Regions from separate parts of the Homo sapiens genome. Here region 2 is linked to region 1. Evidence: chromatin contacts called from ENCODE Hi-C or POLR2A ChIA-PET data. All regions are on one chromosome and are shown on one strand. The core of a region is the stretch at or near the end of the contact, and the rest is flanking DNA. Distances in the headings are between cores, read along the strand shown.

Evidence for each region. A loop is a pair of places that touch in the nucleus more often than their neighbours do. ChIA-PET counts read pairs that join two places held with the same protein, here RNA polymerase II (POLR2A). Pooled maps may share reads with other maps.
Region 2: a loop to region 1 is called in a map of endothelial cell of umbilical vein, with 14 times the contacts of the local background. The contact joins the promoter of FGF12-AS2 here to the promoter of FGF12 in region 1. A Hi-C loop is called at or near these places in 1 of 168 maps with a recorded cell type or tissue (endothelial cell of umbilical vein) and 2 of 50 pooled maps. POLR2A ChIA-PET finds 5 or more read pairs at or near these places in 2 of 52 experiments (H1 and Panc1).

What each region holds. Positions count from the first base shown.
Region 1 is chr3:192,725,693-192,729,365 of GRCh38, forward strand. It overlaps FGF12 (fibroblast growth factor 12), which reads right to left and starts at 1,849. Exons shown (of 6, transcript NM_004113.6): 1 at 1,792-1,849; 2 at 1,489-1,631. The coding sequence starts at 1,501. LOC107986056 (a long non-coding RNA gene) reads right to left here. Exons shown (of 3, transcript XR_001740579.2): 3 at 2,031-2,862.
Region 2 is chr3:192,512,912-192,516,584 of GRCh38, forward strand. FGF12-AS2 (FGF12 antisense RNA 2) reads left to right here and starts at 2,111. Exons shown (of 2, transcript NR_046598.1): 1 at 2,111-2,597; 2 at 3,570-3,662. The region is part of intron 2 of FGF12 (fibroblast growth factor 12); the gene reads right to left. RefSeq lists a silencer at 1,089-1,383 and an enhancer at 2,474-3,673.

The DNA.
Region 1 (3,673 bases), core at 599-3,098:
GACCAAATACCAGGTGTCATCTAAGCAAGAAAAACTGTTTCATAGTAAAATGATATTCTTTTTCTGTTGTTAACCTTATGTCCCAGAAATACTTAGTCAGCTAGAATATTACAAACCTTTATATGTTAAGGACTGCCTTTTTATTTTAAAATGGAGTATAATAGAGTTAATAATATATGCCTCAAATATACTTATAGACATGGATTCTCTCATATGTGTACATCATTGTCAGACGTGGAGATGCCCATCAATGTATCATAAGAATAATCTGCCTGAACTGAAAATTGCCTGCTAGTCTTAATCCATGTTGATTCAGCTCTTTTTATACTATAAATGCTTGCCTAGGTTCAAATACTTTAAATCTACCAATTAAATACTTAAAACACTTTATTGAACATAGAACTGCTATCATTCAACACTCCAGTTTCATTAATCAGCCCAGAAATAGGTAACTCACCACCATTCCCTGATCCTAAGTACATTACCACAGTGACTGACATTCCTGGTTTAAAAATAAAATCTTGTTTCAAATATAGCTTCCCGAGTTCTGGGTAATGAATATAGTTTCATAAAAGTTGACATCATTTCTTCTGATTTCGCCAGAATTAAATACATCCAGTATGCCTCCTGGATATCTGACCACCATATCACTCAAGGCTCTCACAACCTGGTGGGCGTTTTAAGGAGAAGGAGAAACAGACCTGCATAGATGGGGTTAAATCCAAAAGATATCTAATCTTGTGGTTAGAATAGTCGTTGTGTTTATGTGTGTTCAATATGCCATTCAGAAGTTGATTTTTACAGTTCATTTATCAGTTGGCATGCATACATTATGCAGATTTGCTTATGAGGAGAACATTAATATGTACATGTCCAGAACTAGTAAATGCATTATGCTTGGAAGCCAAGCAGTACTCCCATACACTGTTCTTCTTAGAGGTCAGTTCTAACGCATGCTGTTCCAAATAGACCCAATTTCTCTGCTGATATATATTCAAAATGCAGTAGGATGTGGTCATACACACCCAGAAATACCATCTTCATGAGGTGGGGGTGGTGAAATTCAAACATTTTTTTTTTAGCAATGCATTATTGGATATCAGGTACAAACGTGCCTGTCAGCAATTCTAAAGCAAATGAAATAGATTTATTTGAGTCCATCCATTATACAGAAAAGATATTGCTTTACTAACACATACCTCCTCCTCCTCCTCCATTTTGGGGGGACTCTCCCCACCTCCCCCCAAAAAACTCATCACAGTTCACTACGCAACTGATGGAGTATTAAACACTGTCTTCCAAGCTGTGGGAGTTAAAAAGAAGTCGCCTTCCTGCCACACTTCCCCAGTGCTGCAATGGACATAGCATCTCCTCCTCTATCGACCTAGTATGATGCTCGCTCCCCAAGCACTGCAGTCCCCTCGCCGAGGATTGCCTTGGCCACACGCACATGCAGCGGGAAGTCCCCCGATAGGGACAACCACATACCTTTGCTCTCCATTTCGGTCCCTTTCGAGTGCTGGGAAGTTCAATGGAAGTTGGCCGGAAGATGTGGGCCCGCTTCAGATTCCCAAATCTGGGAAGCCAATCTGATGATTTCGCCCGTACTTCCTTCCTTCCCCTCAGGCTTCCTGAAAGATGGGATTTCTTAAACCTTGAAGCTGCAATCAGCCACCAAAGGACACTTAGGAGCAGCAGCAGATTGCCTCTACAGGGGATACGTTGCGACGCGCATCTGATACTGAAATGCATGCACAGTGCCCGCTCAGATTTTTTTTTTTTTTTTTTTACCTGGGTCTGGAAGCTGCAGGCAGGAGCTGTCCTCCGAGCGTGGTGCTGCAGGTGTAGTGACAGATCATCCCACTTTGCTCTCTGGATGCACAGCAGATTTGCATGGGCGCTGGCACGCATGCGCAGGGCGTCCCCCCTCCCCTTTTCACCGCCTCCCGCTCCCCCGCCCCCTTCGCCTCCCTCCCCAATACGGTCCTCAGTTATCCCAGCTGAGGAGCTGTAGCATTCGGTCACAGGGAAGCGCTGCTAAAAATAAACGCCGGACCGGATTTTCCTCTGCAAACTAGAAAATGGATTGGACTAGTACTGCGTGCATCAGGACGAATTACTGAAGTCTTAGAGGAGGCTAGTGTCTCCAGGCAGGGTATGGTTTTATTCAGAAGGCAGGGAGGAGAGATTTACGAATCGTTTTTAATGTTCACAATTTGGGTTTCTCTTTCTACTTGCTGCAGTAACTTTCCAGCTGTCTGCTTCCCTCTCCTCTCCCCACTGACTTCACATTGCTTGTTATATTCCTGTATGTGTTTTGTTTTGTTTTTCGAGAGTGGGGTGAGAGTAGTTATGGAGCTGTCAAAGGTTAATATTCTCTCGCTTCTTTGTTACTCAAACTCAGTGTTTTCCTGCCTGCCTCCACCTCAAAACTGTTCCATGAGCAGGCTCCAAGGCTTCTAAAGTTCTTCAAAAAAGCCACTGAGGATATTTTGAGGTGCTCTTTTTAGCTTTTTTCCAACAACCTGCAAGAAGTCCCCAAAGGTGGGGAGGCGTCTTATTGATAATAAGTACTTCCAAAAGCAATACCTAATCATTTTTGTGAAGTTGCAGGGATAGAGTATTTTTCTTGTACAGAGCTCTAGAGGAAGATGCAAAACCACAAATCTCTTGAAGTGCTACTTTCATATCAAAATATTTCTAAAGCCCACACTGTATTTCGTTTATATGCAAAATGTTTAACAGGAAAAATTGTGTTGTATTTACTACCTTTTTTTTTCAATAGTCCAGATTTTCCTGAGGTGATCATCTCTCCTTGAGAATAATAATCTTATTCTCCAGAAGTCCAGAAAACTCTGTTATCTGAAATGGTTAAGGAAGGAGATGTGCAGATTAGTCACATACTCTACTTCATGAAAGATCCTTCCACAGTAGGCTTCTAGTCCCAATTTTCAAAACATTGAAATATAATAAAATGTACTCCCAACAAGAAACCTGGAGTTGTATCTAATTTAATCTTTTTCTGGTGATTCAGAGGGCATCCTTTGATTTTTCCAATGCCTGAGGGCCATGATTACAAATATTAACCACGGATGGTTCAGCCAGACATGGACATTATTAGTGGAGGACTCCCACTAATGAACTGCTGTGGGTCAGCAACGCCTGGATCCATTCAGCATTTAGGAGTATCGGATTGCAGAGGCCACAACCTAGGGCCTACTAATTTTTAGGTTCTCCAACTGTATGCCAAAGTACGTGTTTGGAAGAATCATAAAATTCAGGATTTCTTTTCAATGTTGAATAGGCTTAGGAAGTAAGCTTAGGGTGGGAGTAGTGTTGCTCCTTAAGAACAATAGTCTATTTCATTGAGATAAATAATTTCTGCTCTTAATACTGCACCCCGTTACATGTTCTTTCCTTCTCAAAGGTTTTAGAATAGGAGATATCTTTAGAATGCATCTCTATGTACTCTTCATATTTATTCTTTTACAGACGGAGAAACTAAAGGCAGGGGAGGAGTGGCACTTGAAAAGAGTCACATGGTGAACCAGATCTGGGCTCAGAACCTAAGTGTCATACCTCAAAGGCAGAGGCAAGCCATCTATAGTCCAGAATGATTTTTCATATAACTGCCTTCCCATTATCTACAGTGAATAAGAACAGGGAGAACCTT
Region 2 (3,673 bases), core at 861-3,360, 210 kb before region 1:
AAAGATGGGTAGTGACTTATTGAGAATGTGTTACAACTAAATCAGTCCCATACTTGCAACAAACTATGCTGTCCAATCACATAAGTTAACCCTTCTATTTGGATCTATCGCTATTTAGGAAACTGACTCTGCAGGTAAACTGAATATCTTTCCTAATTTGACATGAGAGACTGCCCTGTCTTCATTACATACCCTACACAGTTTTAAAATTTTCACCTCTAAGAGACATATACCCAAGTTATGATCTATTCACATTATATTTACTGTGGACCAGGAAAAAATGAAATAATAACACATATCTCTACTGGCTTCTTGAAATATGTATATCAAAACACGAAACTTTAACATAAAGCCACTTCGTTTAGAATATAGTGGTATGATGCGTTTTAGTACTTACAAATATAATGGCAAAAAATAATGTACAAATAATCTTCCGAACTGCATGGAAGTAAAAATGAGATCTCGTTGCTGATTCCATTTTGAAAGTGTGTTCTGCAATTTCATAAATCAGTTCTTTTTAGTAGTTTTCTATTTAATTCTAATTAGGTCTTTTTAAGTAGTTTTATATTTCATTTAGACTGATGAGTAACCACAAAGTCAAAGATCTATAAGAATGAATGAAACCTACATATATTATAATCTTTCCAAATATAATTTTCATAGCTCAAGAACAGAGTGAAAATAGGTGCCATAACCAAATGAATCAGACTCTCCAAAATAACATATGGAGTTTTAAACACGAAATCTTGTATAATGTTGTTAAATTTTTGAAAAGTAAAATTATTTGGAATTCATGGACCAAAAACGTATATTTCTTGGCAAAAAGACACTTGTCTAGATGTATTAGGGTGTCATTGTTCTCTTCCCACACCCCACTCCCAGTTTGTAAAAGGAAAATCAAGACACAGAAACTGAATTAGCCCTTGCAAGATTAATAGACACACCACTTTAAAGATAACTTATACAAACCTTTTAAAGAACTTTATAAACAATTAGAGATAGACAATGGAGGAAACGTGGTGAAACAGCACACCATTTTGCAAGACTTCAGCATAAAAGAATCACACTTATTTGATATTAGTTTGGTGGGGTTTTTTTCATTCAATTTTTAATGGCCTTTCTCAATATCTCAGTTCATTCAAAGGTTCTGATTTTCTTTCTTTTCCTCCGTGTAGTCTTTCCCAGGGCACCCGGTTGAAGCCCAAGGCTAACTGGGACCCTCCTACTTCAGCACCAAGGACAGAAATCGCTAAATCTCCAGGGGAAACGTACCCCTAACCACCGCCAGATGTCTACTTTTCAGACAAAGCAAGAAAAAGAAAATATACCTGCCTTGCCAGCCATCTGTTTAAAAGTCCCCTCTCCTGTGGAACGCACGAGCAACTTTTCGGAGACACTGAACAACTCCAAGTCGCGCGCCGCCCTCGCAAATCGCAGAGAGGGCCGCGAGAAGGTGCGAACGCAGGTCACGGCCAGCGCCGCTTGGAGAGAGACCCGCAGGTTTCAGCCCAGGCGCGCCCGGCGAAAGCCAACGCGCTCTCCCTACAAAGCGTCGATGACTTCAGGGATTTAAAAGAAAAAATACCCACAGACAGAACCAGCGGAGGGGCCCTGACCTCGCCCCAGTCGGGAAACGCCTTCCCTCCGCCACAGGCAGCGCTGAATGAAGCAGAGGAGGGCGGCGGAGAGGGCCCCGGAAGAAGGGAAGGGGGCATTCTGCAGTGTTTGGGGGCTGGGGAAAGAACATTTTCTCACCACTTGGGCTGTCGCTGGACCTCAGGCTCCTTCCACAGAGACACTGCAGCATATGCACTCCTTTCTTCAGAGAAAGCTCAAGAATCTTCATGGAGAAGCGCGTGTGTGGGGTTGGTCAACTCCCCGCCCACCTGCGCTAGTAGTCCAACCAACAGGCGGCCTGTCTTCGGAAGCCGGGTCCCGAGTCCATCGCGCGCGCCCAGGTGGAGGGGAGTTTGCACATGGAGCCGGAGGGAGCCCGGGCGCCGGCAGGGGGCGGGCCGGGACGCGGAAGTGCCGGTCCGCCGGGGGCAGCCCTCCGAGAGCCCGAGGCGCTGCCACCCCTCGGTGGGCTCGAGCACGGCCCCTTGAGACCTTCCGGAGGCGGTGGCTGGTCTGAGGACGACGCGGAGGACGTCACTGCGGGTCGGTGCTTCCTTACAGGTGCCTTCTGGACCGGGGTCCTTGGCACCTCCCCTGCTCCTGCCCTCGGTGCCGGACCCTGTGCCCTGGGAGCCCGACTACCTCGGTGTCCCAGCCGTCCCGGGCTTGAGGCGCTGAGAGGGCTGCGCGGCTTCCAGCCCGGAAGGCAGCGGTCCCGCGGGCTGCGCGCGGCCAAGGGCGACTCCGGTGTGGGAATCCGGCGGAAGGGAAGCACCCGCAGGGAGGGCTGGACCCCGGAGGCTGCAGAGCGTCAGAAGCGACTCTAGGGAACTAGGGGGTGGGGTAGGGAGGCGGGGACGTGGAATAAAGAAAGCTCCTGGGTGCCGGCTATGAGAAGTCAGGTGTGCGTAGGCGTGGACAGAGTGCCGATGTGGGAGTCTGGACACCTGGATTTTCTGGTCGGGGCTCTGTGTCCTTGGGTAAGTCACTTACCACCCTGGGCGTCTCCCCGTCAATCTGGGTGGGGAAGAGGGTGTGAGATAGAGGATTGGCAGCGGCGTGCTTGTTTGTCCCCGTGCCTTTCAGGCTCCTAGAAAAGCTTAGCATAGGTGCAGTGGGAAGTGGAGCTAGAAGGGACAGAGGGAGAGGAGGCAGGTGAGGCGAGAAATCTGAAGACAAAAGAGCGCTTCGCTTTGGCGCCAGTATTCTGGCAGGCTTTGCCTCTGCCAGCCCGCCCCGATGACCAAACAGCTTCTCCATGAGTTTAAAGATCTCGATTTTTTTTTCCCAGCAGCCCCCTTGACTCTTTTTTTTTTTCTTTTCCTGATGCCAACAATGCCCTTTTGGAAGTGCAATGAGTAAGCATGGGAAGAATGCTGTCGAAGTGACAGGACGTAACCCTATGTGGAATCTCAGGGCAAGAGGGGACTTTAGGGGACACTTAGCAATACAAGTGATTAAGAGCACAGACACTAGAGACAAGCAGCGTTAAGTTCAAATTCCTACTAGGTGTGTGACCTTGAACAAATTACTTAACCGCTCTGTCCCTCAATTTTCTCATCTTTAAAAGAAAGTTAAAGATAGCATCTGTCTCACACACCCCCTGAGAGTTAAGAAAACACTTGTTTTAAAGTAAGTGCTAAAATAGTGTTTGCAATTATTATTATTTAGACCCCACCTGTAGGGTTGTGAATCATTTTCACTTTCCGATGAATGCCAGTGTTCATACCAGTGAATTTCTGCTTGAATAATCCAGGTGACAGTGAACTCAGCAGCTCCCTAGGTAATTCATTGCACGAAAACTGTTAGGTTTTCCCTGAGGTTGAGCCAACAACTGACCTCACCTTTGTTCCATCCATTGTCTCAAGGCTGCCTAGCACTAACTGGTTAGCTCTTCCCTGCAAGGGAGTAAAAATGGTTTGCATCACACCTGTTCTCTTTCTCTTATATAGGCTAAACATTCGCGGTTCCACTGGCTCCCTAACACTTGAAATGATGTTTGAAGTTGCCTGGAAGAAGTCTCTTCCTTTTTTCTCTCAGAGGTGATGGAAGAAAA